2 separate regions of the Homo sapiens genome follow, and region 1 is linked to region 2. A link is an interaction called in ENCODE POLR2A ChIA-PET data of the cell type or tissue named here. Cell type or tissue: OCI-LY7. All regions are shown on one strand. Each heading gives the region's core, and the rest is flanking DNA. Links, peaks and the distances in the headings are about the cores only.

What was found. ChIA-PET counts read pairs that join two places held together with the same protein. Peaks named below come from ENCODE experiments on the same cell type or tissue, not always from the same donor. Only the 100,000 strongest peaks of a DNase experiment are listed, where the experiment ranks them.
Region 1: POLR2A ChIA-PET joins it to region 2 with 6 read pairs; 9 of 35 experiments call an interaction of 5 or more read pairs at or near these places.

The regions. Positions count from the first base shown.
Region 1 is chr14:69,642,734-69,653,631 of GRCh38, forward strand. All of the region lies in intron 1 of SUSD6 (sushi domain containing 6), which reads left to right. Among named protein-coding and RNA genes, the nearest start is that of SUSD6, 37 kb to the left of the region's middle. RefSeq lists a silencer at 679-973. In OCI-LY7, for the core only: no CTCF peak of the experiment used is centred there; a DNase peak (open chromatin) is centred at 6,268; H3K4me3 peaks cover 1,308 bases; H3K27ac peaks cover 2,001 bases.
Region 2 is chr14:69,749,084-69,759,981 of GRCh38, forward strand. No RefSeq gene overlaps it. Among named protein-coding and RNA genes, the nearest start is that of SRSF5, 13 kb to the right of the region's middle. In OCI-LY7, for the core only: no CTCF peak of the experiment used is centred there; no DNase peak of the experiment used is centred there.

The sequences.
Region 1 (10,898 bases), core at 4,476-8,475, 100 kb before region 2:
AAACCATATCAGAGCATGAACTATTTCTGACTCTGAGTGAGTTCTAGGGGTTGTGCCACCCACTTCTTTCTGATCATTATTTTCCCACCCTTGCTAGTTTCCTCAGAGGCATGCACAGATCAGTACTCAGCCCAAAACTCAAAGGGGTCCCTCTGCAGATGTTTGGTGGTTTTGCTCTTTGCAGCTCTCTCCTTTTCAATTAATTTGCCCTGCAAATTCTAGCCACTTGGGCCTCTCCAAATTTCCAACTCTGTTTTTTCAACTGAGTGACATTGCTGAACTCTTTCAGGTTTCTCTGCCCTACCCTATGGTCTGGAAACTCTCAAGGGAGTTAAGTGGGGCAGTAGTAGGGCTCACTGCGTTTTTTCCCCCATTTCTCAAGGATTACTGCCCTGTGCTGCCTGTTGTCCAATGTCTGAAAACCGTTATTTTATCTGGTTTTTCAGTTGTTTAGGGAAGGAGAATAAGTTGAGTCCCCATTATTCCACCATGACTAGAGGTAGATATTCCTCAGCTGTCCCTCAAATCAGGTATTAACCTTGGATGTCTTTTCCTTCTGTGTTCACTTATTGAAACATGGATCATTTAGACAAATCTTATGGTAATTCAGCCAGATTCACATCATGTCAGTTTGCCAAATATTTATCTGGCACCTGCTATGTCCAAAAGAATAGTATAGCCAGTATCTTGCTGAACGTGGTATAATCTGTAACTTTACCCATATTCTAATGCTGCACCTTCTAGCAGAAGATTCTGTGCATCCTGACATGCATGTGACACAAATACACTTTGAGTCTTCTTCCTGTACCTCCTGATCATGGTCCCATTAAACCTGGGCAAACAACTGAACTAACTAGTCAGAATTGGTGAGCAAACAGCAGGTGCTTGGCTGTCTGCCTATTCATGAGTCAGGCCCAGACAGCCGTGTGTGGGGAGGGAAGAGAGCATTAAGTCTCTGTGTGTGGGTGAGCACCTCCATTTTACCTGGCCTTATTCTGTGCCAGATACTATATTCAATTTCAAAAATGTGTGACTCATTGACTCTGTAATTCCATGAAGTATAGGTCTGTTACCTCAATTTTATATGTGACAAACAGAGGCTCACAACAGTAAAGCAGCATACCTAGGCCCTGTGAGAAGCTAGAGGTAGAGTCAGGATTTGAATTCCCTTTTGTGTGACTCCAGAGACTATGTACTATTCACTAGACTACATTGATTGACCCTGTAATTTTCTCTGTCACTTCCCTCTTCTGGACTCCAGCTTATCTTCCTGTTTTATCTTTGACACGTTGGCTGTATATCTCCCATGACTTTTCACTTTGTACCTCATGTTGTAATTATTTGTGTTTGTGTCTTATATATATACACAATATACAGTAGACCGTAAACTCTTAAGGGCGTATGCTTCCTTTACCTCTCAAGGAATCTCGTACATGTAGGTGCCCAATGTATGTGTTGAATAGTCACTGAGTTCCTTAAGAAAGAAGCATGTTAGGAATGAGTTCATAAGCCCTGTCTGGAGGGAAATATCAAATTCTCTCATTAATTTATGATGTTTCTTCTTCATCTTCTCTGTGTTTATCATAATCCCTTTTAACATATTCCAGAATGTTGCCTGAATTAATTAATTAATTATGGCTGGGCACGGTGGCTCACACCTGTAATCCCAGCACTTTGGTAGGCTGAGGCTGGCGGATCACGAGGTCAAGAGATCGAGACCATCCTGGCCAACATGGTGAAACCCTGTCTCTTCTAGAAATAGAAAAATTAGCTGGGCTTGGGGGCGTGTGCCTGTAGTCCCAGCTACTCGGGAGGCTGAGGCAGGAGAATCGCTTGAAGCAGGAAGTTGCAGTGAGCCAAGATTATGCCACTGCACTCCAGCCTTGCGACAGAGTGAGACTCCGTCTCAAAAAAAAAAAAAATTAATTATTTCTCAGGACGTGTCCTCATCTGATTTGCCTGGATTTTATAAAGTTATTCATTTGGTGCCTTTGTCTGAACTTTGCCTAATTTGGATTACTTTTGGAATCTCTATTTGGACGTTTGAAGGACTCTCCTTTATGTTAATTAGTTTAAGCAAACTCCTTGATTCCTGATTTAGGGCCCCACATGCAGGGAACTGGAAGTATGACTGGAGCTAGAACTAGAACATATAGACCTTGGCAGAGGGACTTTGTACAATTAGAAGGTGAGGTAAGGGTATAGGTGGCGGCAGGGGCATGGGGCTAATCAAAGGGAAGGAACAGTGGGCAAGTTCCTACTTCTCATTTTTGCTTGTACCTCACAGTCCCACCTTGACAGCTTACAGGAAGCTTGGGTAATTTATGATGAAGAGGACAGGAGGAATCATGGTTTGGTTATAAATTAGGAGGCTTCCTGGAAGTTACACAAGATGGAGAATATTTGGAGCCAGAAGACAGGATCTTGTTTGGCTTGAGTGTGCACCTCATTGGGGCTGTTAAGCTTCATTAGATGGAGGTGAAGACATGTCCCTGGAATCCTAAACCTGAAACTCAGGGGAAAATACTCAGGTTAGTTTCTGACTAGAAAGGAGGGAAATGGCAGAAACTGGGACCATATGTATGGAGAACCTTAAGGCCTCAGATGTATTAGGGAAGGTCACCTCTTTGGCCCTGCCACTAGGCTATTTTTTTTCCATTCATGAATCCTATAGAAGAGGTAACAATTTCAGGGGAGGGGATGATGGGGTAGAGAGACTTTGTTGTTGTTGAACACTAAGGAAGCAGGAAACTTTAAGCTGTATCCCCAACTTTTACCTAGCTTTTGCTAAACACAGAGTGTGGAAGTGTTAGTTCAGAGAGACTTTCCATGGAAGAGGTGGAGGGTGTCTCTGAGCTATCTGGACCATTTAGGAAGCCTTAACTCAAATCATTGGGTTAATTGAGAAGGTATACCTTATAAGACACAAACCCCCTCTAGTTATCATCCAGTCTTTCTTCTCCCTTCTTTTTCACTCCCTTCCCCAAATAGTTTTGCCCTTATTACGTCCACTTTCTCACTTTTTTTTTTTTTTGAGACAGCATCTCGCTCTGTCACCCAGGCTGGAGTGCAATGGCGCGATCTCAGCTCACTGTAACCTCCGCCTCCCTGCTTCAAGCGATTCTCCTGCCTCAGCCTTCCAAGTAGCTGGGACTACAGGTGTGCACCACCACGCCTGGATAATTTTTGTATTTTTAGTAGAGATGGGGTTTCACCGTGTTGGCCAGGTTAGTCTGGAGCTCCTGACCTCAGGTGATCCGCCCGCCTTGGCCTCCCAAAGTGCTGGGATTACAAGCGTGAGCCACTGCGCCTGGCCTCCCACTTTTAATTCATGTTAAATTTGATATAATCTGCCTTCACCACTCCGATAAAACTGTTCTTGATTAGGTCACCAGTGATTTCCTAGTGGCCAGATCCAGTGGGCCTTTTTCAGTCTTCGTCTTTCTGGGCCTTTGCTGTATCTGCCACTTCTCATGTTTTCCTTGAGTCTCTCTGTCTCTCTCTTGACATCTGTGTTGCACATGCCCCTGGTTTCCATGTACCTTTTGGAGTATCTCTCATAGGCTTTCCTTCCTCAGTATGCCCATTATAAGTTAGCATTCTCCCTAGGATTCTGTCCTTAACTTTCTTCTCAACCTGTCCTCTTTCCTAGGTGAGCTCATCTATTTTGCATGGTTTCAACTGTCACTTACAGGTTGATCACTCCAGGGCTACATCACTCCAGGGCTACATCCCAAGCTCAGAGTGCTCTATAGGGTTTCACATTCATTTCTAATTTGCCTGCTAGACCTTTCTACCAGTTATCCCTCAGGTACCCCAGCTCAACATATTAAAGAATAATCTGAATGAAATTCATTATGTTCCCTGACCAAACCTGCTTATTCACCTGTATTCTTTTTCTCCTGTGGTAGCTTCTACCATTTATGCAGTTACTTAGGCCAAAAACTTAGGCTTTTTTTTTTCCATCTTTTTTTTTTTTTTTTTTTGAGACAGGGTATCACTCTGTCGCCCAGGCTGGAGTGCAGCGGTGCAATCTTGGCTCACTGCAAGCTCTGCTTCCCAGGTTCACACCATTCTCCTGCCTCAGCCTCCCTAGTAGCTGGGACTACAGGCACCCGCCACCATGCCCGGCTAATTTTTTGTATTTTTAGTAGAGACGGGGTTTCACCATGTTAGCCAGGATGGTCTCGAACTCCTGACCTCGTGATCCGCCCGCCTTGGCTTCCCAAAGTGCTCGGATTACAGGCATGAGCCACAGTGCCCAGCCCCAGGCATCATCCTTTATTGTTCTCACTCACCTCATCCTATTAGTTTTTGATATATTCTATAGCATTTGGCACATCACAGGCACTGAATGAATGAATGGATGGATGGATGAAAATGTTTGTTTATTTCATCCAAATTTAATTACAATTAAGTACCTTGGCCTTGGTGAAGCTGAATGCTCCTGGTTACACTAACTTTTGGGAAGGTCATTTGATTTTTGGCCACACTGAAATTATATCAGGAAGACTCTTTTGAAAGATAAATACTTTGTTGGAAGGATTAGTCATTATTAGAAAGGGGTGGATTGGTCACTCTGCTATCTTTTAGGGCTCTCTAAGGAACTGCTGAGAAGTTTGTTTATACAGTTAGAGGTGAGGTGGGTGAAGTCAAATTGTGCTGGCTGGTGGAGTGGGGGTGGGGTTGTCCATGGTGCTCATGGGAGTACAGATAGTGTGTTGGTGAACTTGCCACAATGCTACGGATTTAATGCAAGAAATAGGCAAAGCTTTTCTGCTGGGGGAAGTAATATGCCCCATTTCACTCACTAATGGATGTCCTAATTGTATGCTAGTATTTCTAACATAAAGGCTGAGGATGTGTATTTAACCGTTTTGCCAAGTTTATCTCCCTTTTCTTGCTGTCCAACCCCCTGGAAAAAAAAAAAAGGAAAAAAGGAGAAAGTGACTTAAAGAATCAGGATTTGGGCTGGGTACAGTGGCTCACGCCTGTAATCCCAGCACTTCGGGAGGCCAAGGCAGGCAGATCACATGAGACCAGAAGTTTGAGACCAGCCTGGCCAACATGGTGAAACCCTGTCTCTACTGAAAATACAAAAATTAGTCGGGCTTGGTGGCGCACACCTGTACTTCTAGCTAATCGGGTGGCTGAGGCGTGAGAATCACTTGAACCCGAGAGGCAGAGGTTGCCGTGAGCCGAGATTGCGCCACTGCACCCCAGCCTGAGCGACAGAGCATCTCAGGAAAAAAAAAATAAAGAATCAGGATATCAGGATTTGGAACCAGAGAAGCTCTTCAAGTAGAGATCGTCTGGTCCAGCCCTGCATTTTCAGATGATGATGACAATAATAATGATAGATGGTGATGAATATAATAGTAACTACTATTTTTGATGACTTACTAAGTCACAGGCACTATGCTATGTACTTTATATATATTTCCCCATATAATACTTAAAATATCCCTGTGAGATAGGCATTATTAAGTACCATTTTATAGAAAGGAAATAGAGGTCCGGAAAGCTTGGATAACTACATTGAGGTAAAGAGAATGCTGAAGTAGCTATCACGCAGAGAGATGAAGCAGCCTCCTTGTTCAAGGTCAAGTTTTCCAGTTAAAGGAGAAACACAAGTAGAATCCAAGTCTCTTGACCTTGAGCTCAGTTGAGCACCTATTTTTTGTTTTGACCTGAGAACTCACTTTCTCTGGTCATTTTTGTCTTATTTCTCACTATCCTTTTAATTTCAGTAAAATTGAATGAAATAGAGGGAAGGATGGTTTAGAGTTGGGGTTTTTGGTGAGTTTTTAAAGTTTATTTTTAAATAGGCAGCTTTCCCAGACTGACTGGGAATGTAGCAGAAGGCCTGAGAACCAGGAAGTGACACAGACCTGTTTATACCATCCCACTCCCAGGCCTTTGGAAAACGATCCACAGAGATGGTAAAAAGTAAACATAACTGCATCAGCCAGCTCTCTAGGGTTTGCTATTTTTGACCTGGAGGAGGTGTTTCCTGCATAGCTGTAAGTACTCGGAATACCAAAATTTAGCTCCTAAACATTCTTTGAGTGAAGGTATATAGACAGACAGACATTTTTTGTTACCAGACAGCAGCATTCAGTGACTGTAGGCAGACAAAATTAAGTTTTTTTTCCCTCCTCTCTCTGCCATCCTTTTGGTGAGTTGTTCTTCCATTTCTTTATCTTTCTTTGTAAGTAGCACTGTGCATGCAAAACACTGTCCTGGGAGCTCTAAATTTGTGCATGGGTTCAAGGTCCAACTCAAAGCTTTCTCTTTCACTTCTCCCTACTCCCATCAGAAGTCTTTGTTCCTGTGTCCTCTGTGTTCTCATAGCACTTTTTAAAAAACCTTCTTTGGGGCCCTAGTAACAATTTGACAGTGTTATATAGATAAACATAATTCCTCTCACGTAAGTTGTGAATTCCTTGAGAGTAAGAATTGAACTGTGCCCCAATTCATCTCTATGATCACCCAAGCCTTGCATAGAAGACAGCCAGTAAATATTAGCTGAATTGCAGTATAGTCATTGGAGACACAGAGCCCTAAGAAGTCAGCTTTAGCAAATCGGCTTCCCGGACTTTATTTGCCAACTGGGTATTGAAGCCTGTTCCACTCAGCCCTGATGGGAACCAAGCAGAGAGATGTGATGACACATGAGATATATCTCTAGGGTCTAGGAACCAATTACAGTCGCCTCTGCCAAGCATCTGTTTTGCTACCTGGCCAAAATTTCAGGATTTATATAATCTTTTCCCTCTTGTTTTATACATGCTGTTATTTTGCCATTTTGTATTTTTCTATACAAATTATATCTTGTGAGTTTATCTTTTTTTCTCATTCACTCGAGAAGTATTGTTGAGCACTTGGGGGCAGAGAATTGGTGGTCTCTGCAGGAGTTTATTACCTGCGGAAATGCAGCATACAAAAGTTAAATAACTGTGAGTGGCCTTCGGGGAGGGATATGATTGACTGTCCTATTCCTGGTCCAGGCAGGGATGCTGAGGGTTTGGAAGAGCCTTCCATGCCTTTGGGCTGAACTGAGAAATTCTCCCCAAACTAAGATGGGAACTAAGCTTGACCTTTTATTTGGAAAACAAAAGAGCAGGGAGCCCTATTAGGGAAGCAGGAGGAGGAAAGACTTCCAGGCCTCTTGAATTCCATTTATCTGTAAAATGGGGCTAATTCCACCTATTTAATGAGGTAATGAGTGTGTGTATGTGTATATTCCCTTAGTCTGCCAGAAACTAATATTATTTTAGGATAGTCACAAACAATAGCTGTTTAATTTGGAGGGGAGGTAGTGCTAAGTGCTTTAAAAAATTTTTAGAATTTGATGGGAAAGAATGTGGGAGGCTCACTTGTTTAACCTGTTGGCTGTTCTCTTGTCTAAACTAACATTGTGTTTTGAGCCTAGTCTCAGGCAGTGTTTCCAAACCAGCTGAAACAGTGCCCTTTGGGGAGTCTAGTGGGGGTCAGTCACGGCCTGTTAGAACAGGAAGGGGCTTAGCCAGCATGAATTTGAGCACCCACTGTTTCATACATCGTCCTACATGTCTCACGTTTGTCTTAATTTCACTGCACAGCAACCCAATGAGGTGGGTATCATTTATCCAGTTTACAGACGGCGACTGTACCTAGACCACCCAATTGCCCTAGACCACCCAATTGATAGTATCTGCCATAATTTTTCCATGATACTGGCCTCCCTGAGAGATACATAGTTCAAGTGTTCTGTTTTACTGATGAGAAAACAGGCATGGAAGCAAAGTGCTTGTCCAAGGTTGGCCCCTCAGTCATGTTGAAGCTGGGTTTGGAGAAGGGGTTTCCTACCTTCAGGTCAGGAACTTACGACAGGCTTTGTTCCTGCTCACAGGCACTTTGCCTCCTCCCCCCTCTTTTTCTGTCTGGTCTTATTTGTTCTCTCTTGCCTTCTCTCTTGCATCTTTTCTCCCTTTCTCCCTGGGCCCCTGTATCTCTGCAGTGTGCAGAGGCTGGGTTTTGTTGTTGTTGTTGTTGTTGTTAAGATGTGTTATTTTTTGAAAGCATTTTAGGAACACTGTGTACGGATAGTCCATACAAATGTGCTGATGGATTGATTAAACCCTAAAGGGAAAGTGGACTGTCCTGGGTTTGCTGCAATGCAGAGGGATATGGATGGTAGGGATCCGTCTTGGGAAGATGTAGGGGAATGTGCTGCTCAGTCAGAACAATGAGGATAGAGTTAATGTTGCTTCCTTCCAGTCAGAGCCTGTGTTGACTTACTTTTTAGAGGAAATACTTTTGGGCCCCTCCTATTCCCTAGAAGACATTCCAGTTTTCTTACAGCTGAAAGGTCCTTTGGGGATCATCCAGGTTCACCCCTGAGACAGAAAGACTCACTGACTTGCCTGAGGCCAAACCGCTTTTCAGTGGCTAGGACCTAGGCTGTCCCTCCTGTCCTGTGATCAGGTCCCTGCTGCAGTCATCCTGCTGTTAGGTGCTAGAGACTTGTTAAAGAGAAGACTTAGGTGGGGTGGTAGTGTGTCTGCTGGCTTTCCTGTTGTCTGAAGTTGGGGAAAGCGTGTTGCCCAGATGATGTGAGCAATTCTGGGGGTGGAAGACAAGGGCGCAGGGAATATCAAAGCAATTCAAAAAAACCTCTGACACTGTGTAATGGCTTAGGTGGCTTAAGAGGAAAGCTGAGGGTAATGTTTGTGATTTGGAGGCTGTGTGATTTTAACAGGAGTTTGATGTTTGCCTTTTCAAGTAGGAGCTGGAGATTAAAGGAAATGGATAAGTTAATATTCTGGCCTGAAAGGATGTCAGAGTCCGGTAAAATATGTGGCTGTCGAAGCACTCAAGTGTTAGTGGCAAAAAGGAAAGGGGAAGATATAGAAGTTAGTAGGACTGGAAGAATCCATTGATCCACAATGGGAGAAGATAGAAGGCATCTATAAATAACTGAATTTTGGGGGGTAGGAGGCATTAAGGTCCAATAAGTGTTTAGATATGTTTTGATACTGTAGCCTGGCCATTTCAGGGTGAGTAGGAGTACAGAGGGGAGATGTTGCAGGGAAGAAAGAGAGGTTAAGGAAGGGCCTGGGCAGCTTTGGCTGTATTAGTCATTTCTCTTACTTATCACACCCCTCTGGGGAACTTTGGACTTCAAAGTGTTAGGACTTGTTATCATTACAACCTGAAATGTAATTAGCGGGTTAATTTCTGTTCATGTTTCTGGAACTGTTCTTTGTCCTTTCTCATCATGTGGCAGGATCAAGGTTGGTGAACATAGTTAATTAAAGGAATAAACTCTGTTGTTCTGGACTCTCACCACTACTACCATTATCCTCTGTCTAGATTAGTCTGAGGCAAGAAAAGGATTTATGTTGGTTTTATCATCCCAGTTCCCTCTCTTAACTAATGGACAGAGGAGCCATGGTTTAGGAAAAAATTTGTTCTAAAAATTACATGTAGAGGTCGAGACAGGCAGATCACTTGAGGTCAGGAGTTAGAGACCAGCTTGATTGACATGGCAAAACCCTGTCTCTACTAAAAATACAAAAATTAGCCAGTCATGGTGGCGTGCGCCTGTAGTCCCAGCTACTCAGGAGGCTGAGGCACGAGAATCACTTGAAGCCAGGAGGCAAAGGCTGCCGTGACCCAAGATTGTGCCACTCCCACTGCACTCCAGCCTGGGCAACAGAGTGAGACTCTGTCTCGGAAAAAATAAATAAATAAATAAATAAAAATAAAAATTACATGTAAACGGAGTCTGACTTTACCCACGCAGCACCTGGGAGCCACGCTTGACTGAATCAGACCCCTCTTGCCTTTAGGAGAAGTGTTTGATAGTGTTTGATAGTGTGAGATGACCTTGCACCTTCAGCAGGACTATGGCATTCTCAGCAGGGGTGGGCCCCAGGCACGTGGACTGAGGAGATCTGGGCCCTGGCTGTTTCCTGGCTGGCCCTAGCTGCTGCTGCTGTTGCCTCCCAAGGCCAGAGCCATTTTTGAAGGTGACTCCAGGGCACCTTTAAACTTATTAGCAGGCTCTTGGGTTAACTTGGAAGCATCTGTGGCAACAACAAGCAAGTAAACCATGTGAACTTTGGGCTTGTGTTGCAGGCCCTTACCAGAAGCCCACCGTGCGTGTCATCATTTCTCAGCCCTCTGCTGTCTTGGCTTCTGGCTAAGACAATAAACATAAGCCCCAGGTGTTTCTAGTTTACAAAGCATTTCCTCATATTTTGTTCCTTTTGAGCCTCAACAGAGTCTACGGAGATAGTCAAAGCAAGTAACAGCCCCATTTTACAAATGAGGAAACAGGGGCAGAGATGAAGTAAGTGACTTCCTCAAGGTCAGAGCTGTGGCTTGAGGGCAGTTTTCTTCCTCATTGGAGGAACTTACGGACAGGAAGTGAGTGTCCACGACATCACATTCAGTAGGGCAGTCACCCAGCTGTTGATATTCTAGGTTTACAGAGGTGGGAGAGGCTGCCCTTTTGGGGCTGACGGTCGAGCTGAGGCCTCCTGCTACCACCAGGTGTTGGGGCAGCAGCACTAGTTCCCAAGAAATAAAATCAGAACGGTGACTCTCCTTACCTGTGTTTTGAAGAGGAAAGCCGGCTATTGGGGTAAGAGATGGATTACAGCAAGAGAAGGGTAGAAGCGGTGAAGAATTCTGTGGCCTTAGAGCCTTTTTCAGATGTGGAAACAGAAGGCAGAGAGCCTTCATGACCAGCTCCCTGGCTGGTGGCGGAGGTGGGACTGAGTCATTGAGGCCCTCTCCTCTGTCTCAGCTCTAAGTTCAGATGTGATATTCCTTGTGAGGATGGCCGAGTGCTAGTTTTGAACTTGATGCTTAGTTCTAGGTTCCTCTTCAGTGATAATTTTTTTTAA
Region 2 (10,898 bases), core at 2,309-6,308:
AAAAAAAAGTCTCTGCCAAGAGAGAAATCTTTGAGTTCATTTCTTCTTCTTTTAGAAAGCCTCCTGCCTTGCAGCAAGTTTGAAACAAAACTTTGACATGTATTTGTAATCAGTGTGTCTGAAAAGTTGCTTTAACTGCTGGTGGGGAGTGGGGTGGGTTCCTGGAAATCTGCCTTTTAACAGCTGCTGCAGGTGATTCTTGTGCACACTTCAATTTCTGGATCACTCTTCTAACTAGTCCGTGTCACATTTACATCCAAGTTGGTGGCCAGCTGTGCATGGTGGACTGGGCCATGGCTGCTATTTTTAGGTAGCCTGGCTTCATAACCAGGTTCTACCATGTATAGTTGTGATCTAAACACATTACTTGACTCAGAGTCTTCATCTTTACTATGGGGATAACATCATTCTACTTCACAGTGTTGTGATAAGACCCATTAAACCCCACTGGTGCATACCTATAGTTTATTTATTTATTTATTTATTTATTTTTTGAGATGGAGTCTCGTTCTGTCACCCAGGGTGAAGTACAGTGGTGTGATCTCAGTCTCACTGCAGCCTCCACTTCCTGGGTTCAAGCAATTCTCCTGTCTCAGCCTCCCGAGTAGTTGGGACTACAGGCGTGCCTGGCTAATTTTTGTATTTTTAGTAGAGATATGGTTTCACCACGTTGGCCAGGGTGGTCTTGAACTCCTGACCCCTGGTGATCTGCCCGCCTCGGCCTCCCAAAGTGCTGGGATTACAGGCATGAGCCACTGCACCTGGCCAACAAACCCACAGTTTAAAAAGTTAGGGTGATAAGGAAAGACACATACTATGACCATCCCTGGGCATCTCCTCATAAGGAAGTGGGGAAAGATTTTTATAGGGTTTGGAGCTTATGCTGAATGATTTGGGAATGGAACAAGGGGAAGCAGGAGCAGCTCTGGATTGAGTGTCACAGTGAAGCAAGGACAGTTTGGCAGTTGTGTTTCTCAGGAATATTTGTTCAGGAGGCAGGAGAAACCAGGGTATCACTTGCATCTGTGGTTTGCATTATGTTGCTATTGGACAGTTCTAGTTTAGATAATCATTGCTAGACTAGAGACCAGGGAGAAAAAAAAGAATGTCTGGTTAAAGATTATCAGAGCCCTTCTAGAATTGGTGAAAGGTCATTAGGCTCCTCCCAAGGCCACACGTAGCTGGATGAGGCTCCTAGAAAGGGATCTTAAAACCATTAAAGTCTCTTAAAAATTTGCTCAGTTGTTTTGTTGGGAATGCAAAGTTCTTCCAGGAAGAAACAGCTATTTATACCAACCACAGCGCTCTACTCCAGCTTATGTTTGGGACAGTTTCTTTCAAAGACTTTAGAGAATCTGATTCCATGGGTTTAAGGAAGGCCTGGAAATTGCATTGTTAAGCAGACCTTCCAATGGGTCCAACTCTGGTGGGTCTCTGAGTTTGAGAATCAGTGACTTTGAAAGTGCTTCTATAGGCTTGGTGACCCACTGCAAAGAACGAAAGAGGTGCCCAAGAGAGGGCATGAAATGGCCCTTTAAGAAAAGCCATCTGCTTCACAGAATGTCATCTGATGAGGGAAGTCAGGGAGAGGATTTAATGTGAGGCCAGGTGTCTACACTGTCCCTGGGGCAGGGTAACTCCCGTAACACTCACCCTTTTAAGCCCACTTCCCTGTGTTAGTGTGTTGAGCTCCTTGGCTCAGGCCTGTGCTCTTCCAATCTTATTGTTCACCTACCCTTTAAGTGTCCAAGAGAGAATACAGTCATGGGTTCTTAGTTTCTGTTTCTGGTTGGACCAGTAAAGCCCCTTCCTCATCCCTCTTTTCTGCTTATCACTAGAGACAGAAACTAAAAACCCTGGCTTCAGGCTGCTAAAAGGCTAAAACAAAACAAAACAGTATTGACATTTCAGAATAAAGCTGTTATATCACTCTTTTAAATAAATCCCTTGAGACCTGCATACTGTCACCATTTTTTTCTTTTTTTCAAGAGACAGGGTCTTGCTATGTTGCCCAGGATGGGCTCCAACTTCTGGCCTCAAGTGATCCTCCTGCCTCAGCCTCCCAAAGTGCTGGGATTATAGGCATAAGCTACCATGCTTGGCCCCATCACAATTTGATACTGATGATGATCCATTTTATTATTTTTTAAATTTTATTATTATTATTTTTTATATTTTATAAAATATAAAATATATTTTTATATTTATTATTTTATTATTTTTTATATTTTATTATTTAAAAAAATTGTTTTAGAGACAGAGTCTCGTACTGTCACCTGGGCTAGAGTACAATGGTGTGATCTTGGCTCACTGAAACCTCTGCCTCCCAGGTTCAAGTGATTCTCCTGCTTCAGCCTCCCAAGTAGCTGGGACTACAGGTGCCTGCCACCATGCCTGGCTAATTTTTGTATTTTTAGTAGAGACCGGGTTTCACTATGTTGGCCAGGCTGGTCTCGAACTCCTGACCTCGTGATCTGCCTGCCTCGGCCTTCCAAAGTGCTGGGATTACAGGTGTGAGCCACTGCGCCTGGCAGATTCATTTTAATACATAGAAACCAGTTTCTCTAATATGACAGAAATTTATATCATTCCTTTTCCATTTGAACTCATTGTCATTCTACTTCACCTGCAGACTTTTATCACAATATAATGTTTTTATAGCTGAAAGTGTTTTAAAACTCCCTTTCATATTCTATGCATTAAAATTGTATATCTAAATGTATATAGTGAATTTTAATTTCCTATGAGCAAAACAACATAAACATAATAAAAATTTTGAGAATTATTTCATTTCCAAAGTAATTTTACTAGAAATACATCTCTTAATGAGGTAGATAGAGCTTTTAAAATACAACTGTGGATAAATAATGTTCATTGGGAGAAAGATATTTATACATGAAAGTGCTAAGGAACGTTTATATTAATATAAACAAGTATGTGGGGATGGATAGAGTTTTATTACAGCAATGTCACTCGATTTTTAAAATTCCTTGAATGATAAAAAATTATACTTGATACATTAGCCAGCAACTTGGTTATGTCTGTCTTTTTTTTTTTTTTTTTTTTTTTTTTTAGCTGGGCATGGTGGCAGGCACCTGTAGTCCCAGCTACTCAGGTGGCTGAAGGGGGAGGATCGCTTGAGCCCTGGAGGTTGAGGCTCAGTGAGCCATGATTGTGCCACTGCACTCCAGCCTGGGTGACAGAGCAAGACCTTGTCTCCAAAACAAGCAAAAAGATTGAAAACCATTTGATTTCTGAAAGGATTTGTTATCTTATCATGAGACTCACTGGCTTTCTCAATGCCACCCAATATTTCCAATTGTCCCTTTGTTTGGGGCCTCTGAGGTGCTTCTTTATCATCTGACAAAAAGAAAGGTAACCTCTCAGTCATCTTGAATCTCTGTCTGGAGGGGAAAGGGCTGTTAAAAAGGAGATACCTGGGTCAGGCGCAGTAGCTCATGCCTGTAATCCCAGCACTTTGGGAGGCTGAGACAGGCAGATCACCTGGGACTAGGAGTTCAAGATCACCCTGGCCTTGAATATGATGAAACCCCATCTCTACTAAAAATACAAAAGTTAGCTGGGCATGGTAGTGTGCGCCTGTAATCCCAGCTACTCAGGAATCTGAGGCATGAGAATTACTTGAACCAGGGAGGTGGAAATTGCACCACTGCACTTCAGCCTGGGTGACAGAGTGGGACTCTGTCTCAAAAAAAAAGAGACACCTGGACCACGGGAGAGTTCACCATCAAATCAAATTAGGAAAGAGTTCTTTTCAAAGTGGAGGATCTAGAATAGTAGGTGGGTCCCTTAAAATGGAATTCCAAGTACCCCTTGGAAAGTCATGCTGTGTTCCCCAGGGGTTCACATACCCCAGGCATTCACACACAGGCATGCTGAGCAGAGCAGGTGCCATGGTTAAGAGCTTGATGTAAAGATAACCTTGACCTCCTGGAGAGGAGGTGGAAGCTGCTTTTCATAACCCAGAGCTGCCTTGCCATTCTGCTTTTTCCCTTTAGAGAGAATGTCTCCTTGGCCTTATTTCCTCTTGTGTAGCAAATTCCTTTCTTAAACTTCTCTGGATATGTCCTTAAGTTTTTATTCAGCCTACATCTAGAGTTTTTTTTTTTTTTGAGACCGGGTCTCACTCTGTTACCCAGGCTGGAATGTAGTGGCACGATCACAGCTCACTGCAGCCTCGACCTTGTGAGCTCAAGCGATCCTCCCATCTCCGCCTCCTGAGTAGCTGAGACCACAGGTACAGACCACCATGCCTGACTAATTTTTGAATTTTTTGTAGAGGTGAGGTCTCATTATGTTGCCTGGGCTGGTCTTAAACTCCTGGGCTCAAGTAAACCTCCAACCTTGGCCTCCCGAAGTGCTGGGATTACAGGCATGAGCCACTGTGCTCAGCCCTACCTCCAATATTTATTTGTTTGAAACATAGTAAAAGTTTGAGGCTCTTTGGGATAAAATGCTTGGGTTCGAATGCATACTTGCTGTTGAAATTTGGATCCATCCCTTCCTTCCTTCCTTCCTTCCTTCCTTCCTTCCTTCCTTTCTCTCTTTCCTTCTTTCTTTCCTTCCTTTTTTCTTTCTTTCGGCAGCAATCCTCCCATCCCAGCCCCCCTGTAGCTGGGACTACAGGCACGTGCCACCACGCCTGACTAATTTTTTGTAGAGATGGGGTTTCACCATGTTGCCCAGGCTGATCTCAAACTCCTGAGCTCAAGCAATCTGCCTGCCTCAGCCTCCCAAAGTGCTGGGATTACAGGCGTGAGCCACCACACCCTGCCTGGAAGTTATTTTCTAAGCCTCAGTCTCCTCTTATGAAAGCTTGTTGTGTTTTGGGGAAGTAGGTGGTTTAATGCAAAGTTCTGAGCATGTGTCAGGAACAGTAAGCACTTGATAAATGTGAGTTATTATTATGGGTATGTGGTCTAAATTTGGTCTATCTTTTAAATCTGCCCAGGACAGGAAATGCTTATAAAATGCTTTGAGACTCAAAAGATAAATCACTGTAATCATCATGCTACTCTGCTCCTTATTAGCCCTATTTTACTGGGGAAGGTTGAGTAAGATAGGCATGTGCTGAGTTAGGGCTGTGGGGAGTGTCAGTGCCTCAGAAACTAAGCAGGGCATCCACAGTGTCTGAGCCCCTCAGCCTAAACTCGGTTTCCATTTTAGCCTCTGCTTCCCTGGCCAAGGCGCTCAACTCCACTCTGTTCACTCCTCCATTCCACCCCAGAGTTGACCTTGGCCCATTGGAAGAGCTCTTGGGCTTGAATCCTACACTGTCACTAATAGTTATTGAGCTTGGGAAAGAAACTTCTCAAAATATATTTCCTCTACCGTAAAACAGGATTAGCAGTACCTCTCTTAGGGCTGTTGAGGGGGTCAAATGAAAGAAGCCTATGGAACTCCTTGAACAGTACCTGGGCATGTATCAGCCCTCCAATTATTCCTGAATGTTACAATTACAGTAGGTAACCATTAGGAAATCTTCTTGTGCCTAATCATGCAAGGAAGATAGGCATGACCCAGGCAGATAAGACGGTTTCACATGTCTTTGCCAAAGCAGGGCCTAGTGCTGGAAGATAAAGCGGGTTTGGCCTGCTTTGGTGAAAGGTTGGTGGGTGCTTGGGAATTTAATCTAGGGCAGTCAGGGCCATTTTGAAATGGAGCTGCTTGTTTATTCAACATTTGGGATTTCACCTTTGTTGACAATAATACTGAGAAACATCATCCTCATCTATGAGGTGAGCTCTTTGGCAGCCATGTTTGTACCATGTGACCTCATCTTTGATTGGACCAGAATAGACACCTTACCTAAACGGGGCCAATCAGGTTTTCCTTTCCAGGGAACTTGGAATTGAGACTCACATGCTCATTCTGGGATCTACCTTTTTTTTTTTTTTTTTTTTTGTGAGACAGAGTCTTGCTCTTTGCCCAGGCTGGAGTGCAGTGGTGTGATCTCGGCTCACTGCAACCTCCGCCCCCCGAGGTTCAAGTAATTCTCCCACCTCAGCCTCCCGAGTAGCTGGGATTACAGGCGCCTGCCACCATGCCTGGCTAATTTTTGTATTTTTAGTAGAGACGGGGTTTCACCATGTTGGCCTGGCTGGTCTTGAACTCCTGACCTCAGGTGATCCTCCTGTCTTGGCCTCCCAAAATGTTGGGATTACAGGTGTGAGCCACTGCACCCGGCTGGGATCTACTTTTGAATGGAAGGGATATGAAAACTGGGTGATAGGGTGTGGTCATCTTCTCCCATATGGATTGAGAGGCAAGGAAAGCCAAGCTGCAGGAGGTGAGCAAATGACATAAAAAAACAGAGGAGGGAGGTGGAAATTGTATGTATCTGAGTTCTTGACAGTTCCCACTTCCTGTTTCAGACTCCTCCTCAGGCCTGAGCACATTCTGACCTTTGGATTTCATGAGACACTTCTGAATCCTTAACAATAAATCCATTTTTGATTGCTTACACTGGATCATGTTGTATGTTAAGCTATTTTGCTCTCAAGTTACAGAAGCCAACTTGAGCCATCTTAAGCAGAGAGAGGAAATTAGTGGAAGGTGCTGGGGGCATCTCATGAGATCTGGGAGGTTTAAACAACCCAATTTTAGGAGGTGCTGGTACAAGGGCAGCCCTGGGTACTTCAGCCACAGATGGGAAAGCCACCTTTCTTCTCACCTGCTGTCATTAAGATGCTTCACCTTTGGGCCTCTCAGTTCAAAACTGCAAATTCATAGGGTAGACAGAAACGCATTGTTCTATGATGAGACAATTAGTAATGAGTAGGGGTAGCTTTAGACAGCAGAGACATAGCTGCTTAAGAGAGTTTAACCATGAGAACAGCACATGACATTATCCAAGGACAGGGAGTGGCACTGATCAGCCAGTCCAAGTGACGTCCTGTACAAGCTGGTTTGCACACTTGTTTACAACTTATTATGAGCAGGAAACTGTGCTTCTCACTGAGAAGGGTGCAAAGATCTGTAAAACAGGGTCTCTAACATCAAAGAATTTATAATCTGTCTACAAATAATCACATTCCAAGGAAGTCTGTGATAACTGCTAGAGGAGATGTACAAGCATAAAGTGCTACAGAAATTTAGAGAAAGGCATACATTTGAGCAGTGGTGACTGTGGCCCAGATGTCAGACCAGGTCATGGTTGGCAAATGGCTTCCAGAACAAAACACTAAATATGCACTTAACATGCCTTGTAATAACAACCAAAAGGAGCATTTATTTAAAATTAAATGTAAAATGCAATAAAGCAGGAATGTGTTTTTGATGGACTAATCCATAGCATGTGAGCCACACTGACATATACAAATGTACCAGGTCAAGAGTGGACACAAACCAATTGTGCCAGGGTTCTGTCTGAATTCTAAGGCAAGTTAATCATATTCCTGTGATCCTTAGTCCCAGCCCTGATTATAAGCCTTTGGTCGGCTTATCTCCCTTGAATTCTCACCCCCATAGTATTTGTACGTGTGCTCTTCTGGGCTCATGGCCCTTTTCACGCTGGTCATTAGAAGGCTCCTTCCAAGGCAAACACATTCTTAATCTGTGCACAGAATACTCCCTCCACATCTTGAATTTTTAAAAAACAATTTATTTTTAATTTCTAAAATGTTAAAATATTTTCAGAGACTGGGTCTCGTCATGTTGCCCAGGCTAGTCTTGAAGTCCTGGACTCAAGTGATCCTCCTGCCTCAGCCCCCCAAGTAGCTAGGATTATAGGTATGAGCCATTGTGCCGAGCTCTCCCTTCAAATCTTTGCCTCAACAAAAACCTGGGTGACTTTATCTGTTTTCGTGGTATCAACTGTCACATATATGGGGATTTTTCTCAACTTAAAAAAAAAATGGCTCATATTTGTCTCCTATGCTTTAGACGTATGCATCCTACTGCCTGACGGAATCTTCTCCTAGGATGGCCCAGAAACTTCCAAATCAATGAGCCTGAGTGGACTCGTGGGCATTACCTGTTCATTCTCTATTCTCTGACCCCTCTATTGCACCCATGCTACATACCCATACTCCAGCCTGGAAGTGCAATTTTATTCTTTTTTAAATAAAAAAATTTTTTTCAGATGGGGTCTCACTCTATCACCCAGGCTGGAGTGCCGTGGTGCAATCTTGGTTCACTGCAACCTCTGCCTCCTGGGCTCAAGCGATCTTCCCACCTCAGCCTCCCCAGTAGCTGGGACTACAGGTGTGTGCCACCATGCCAGCCTAATTTTTCTGTAGTTTTTATAGAGATGGGGTTTCACCATGTTGCCCAGGCTGGTCTTGTACTCCTGGGCCCATGCAATCTGCCTGCCTTGGCCTCCCAAAGTGCTGGGATTACAGGCATGAGCCACTGTGCCCAGCTTGAAATTTTATTCTTATCTCTCTTTTATCTATTATGTCAAATTGATCACCAAGTTGTTATACTTGGTCCTCTCAATATTTCTCCAATTTGTCTCCACCCTTTGCTGCTGCCCCATCAATCCCACGATTGACTTAATGCACAACTATTTTTGCCTCACCGTCTGGGTTAGTTACCTATTGCTGTGTGACAAATTACCCCCCAATTTAACCAGCAAACATATTATCTCATGTGGTTTCTGGGGGTTAGGAATCTGGGAGCACCTTAGTGGGATGGTTCAGCATCAGGGTTGCTTGTGAGGTTACAGTCAAGCTGTCAGCTGGAGCCACCATCGTCTCAAGGCTCGACTGGGGCTGGAGACTCTGCTTCCAAGCTCACTCACATGGTGTGGGCAGGACTCTTTCCTTGCTAGCTGTTGGCTGGAGGCTTCAGTCAGCCTCTGCATAGGTTGTCTGAGTGTCATAACATGGCAGCTGGCTTCTCCTCAAGTGAGTAATGTATACATTTGTGTGTGTGTGTGTGTTTGCGAGAGAGAGAGAGAGAGAGAGAGAGAGAGAGAGAGAGAGAGAGGAAAGTCATAGTTTTTTAAAACCTAATTGCCAACGTTTTCACTTCAGCCATATTCTATTGGTTACATAGAATAAACTTAGTGCATGTGGGAGGGTGTGTGTGAAGACCAGCATGTGAGGATCCTTAGGGGTCACTTTGGGGTTTGGCCACCACAATGTCAATTCACTCTTTTGGTAAAACAATCACTTGATTTTCCTTTGGGAAACAACCCCTCCCACATTGCCAAGCTATAGTATGAGTGGGGCTGCCCCTCCTTCATTTCTGATGTAGGTCCCCATTTATAGCATAGGTCCTGACTGGCTAATGCTGATCAGCGCATCCGTTCTGCTGTGGACTGAATGCTGTGTCCCCTCAAAATTCACATGTTGAAATCCTAATCCACAATATGATGGTATTTGTAGGTGGGGCTTTTGAGATGTAAGTGGGGTTAGATGAGGTCATGAGTGTGGGGCCCTATGGGATTAATGCCCTTAAAAAAGAGGAAGAGGCTGGGCGTGGTGGCTCATACTAGGTGTAATTCCAGCACTTTGGGAGGCCAAGGCAGGAGGATTGCTTGAGCACAGGAGTTTGAGACCAGCCTGGGCAACATAGTGAGACCTCGTCTCTAAAAAACAATAAACAAAATTCGCGGGGCATGGTAGTGTACCCCTGTAGACCAAGCTACTCTGGAGGGTTGGAGTGGGAGGATAGCTTGAGCCTGGGAGGTAGAGGCTTTCTCTCTGTCTTTCTGTGCATGCACCAAAAAAAGCCATGTGAGGCCATAACCAGGAAGAAGGCCCTCACCTACAACCCAACCATGGTGAGACCCTTATCTTAGATTTCCAGCCTCCAGAACCAGTGAGAAATAAATGCTTGTTACTGAAGTCATCCAGTCTATGGTAATTTGTTATAGCAGCCCAAACTGACTGAGATACAGTCGCTCTGGCCTTAGTGATAGACTCAGCGATGAGCAGATAACCCCACAGAAAGCCAGTGACATCAGGAAGTATTTGCTGGAGTTCTGGAAAGGATCTAAGAAGCTTCAACAGAAGCTCCTGGAAGGGACGCACTCTCCTCCTCTGGCCTACGTGGTGTGAGGCCATGAGGCTAGAACTACAGGCATTTTGCCAACGCAAGGTGAACCAGCCTGGGAATGAAGCTGATTCTCAGGGGAAGCAGAGCCGAGAGATGGATGCTGTAGACACCACTTGAACTCTGTATCAAGCCAAGCCCACAGTGTGCCTGTGTATAAAATGTTCAGTTATACTAACCAACAAATACAACTTTTTTTTTTTCTTTTGAGACAGAGTCTTACTCTGTCGCCCAGGCTGGAGTGCAATGGTGCAATCTCAGCTCACTGTAACCTCCACCTCTCAGGTTCAAGCAATTCTCCCGCTTCAGCCTCCCAAGTAGCTGGGATTACAGGCACCCACCATCATGCCCAGCTAGCTTTTGTGTTTTTGTAGAGACACAGTTTCACCATGTTGGCCAGGCTGGTATTGAACTCCTGACCTCAGGTGATCTGACTGCCTTGGCCTCCCAAAGTGCTGGGATTACAGGCATGAGGCACCACACCCAGCCAAAACTTTTCTTAAGGTGGTTATACTGGGATTCTGTTCCTTGTTACATAAAGAGTCCTAACTGGTTTTGGCCACCGTCCCCCACGCAGCCTTTCCCGCCTAAAACATAAATCTGATCATGTTATCTCTTGTGTAAAACCTTGTGGCATCTACTTGGTGCCCACTGGGTAGAGTATAAGCTCATTAACATGGTAGTTAAGATCTACTACCATCCTCCTAATGTCCACCTTCAGCTTCTTTTTTCCTTGCTTCTGTTTTAAGCAACACTCAGCTATTTATACAATATACCCTGACATTATGAATAGAGTCTTTGGCTGGGAGCTCATGAGGCTTAATCAGGAATTAGGACAGCAGAAGCCATGAGAGTGGACTATACCCAGCCTGATC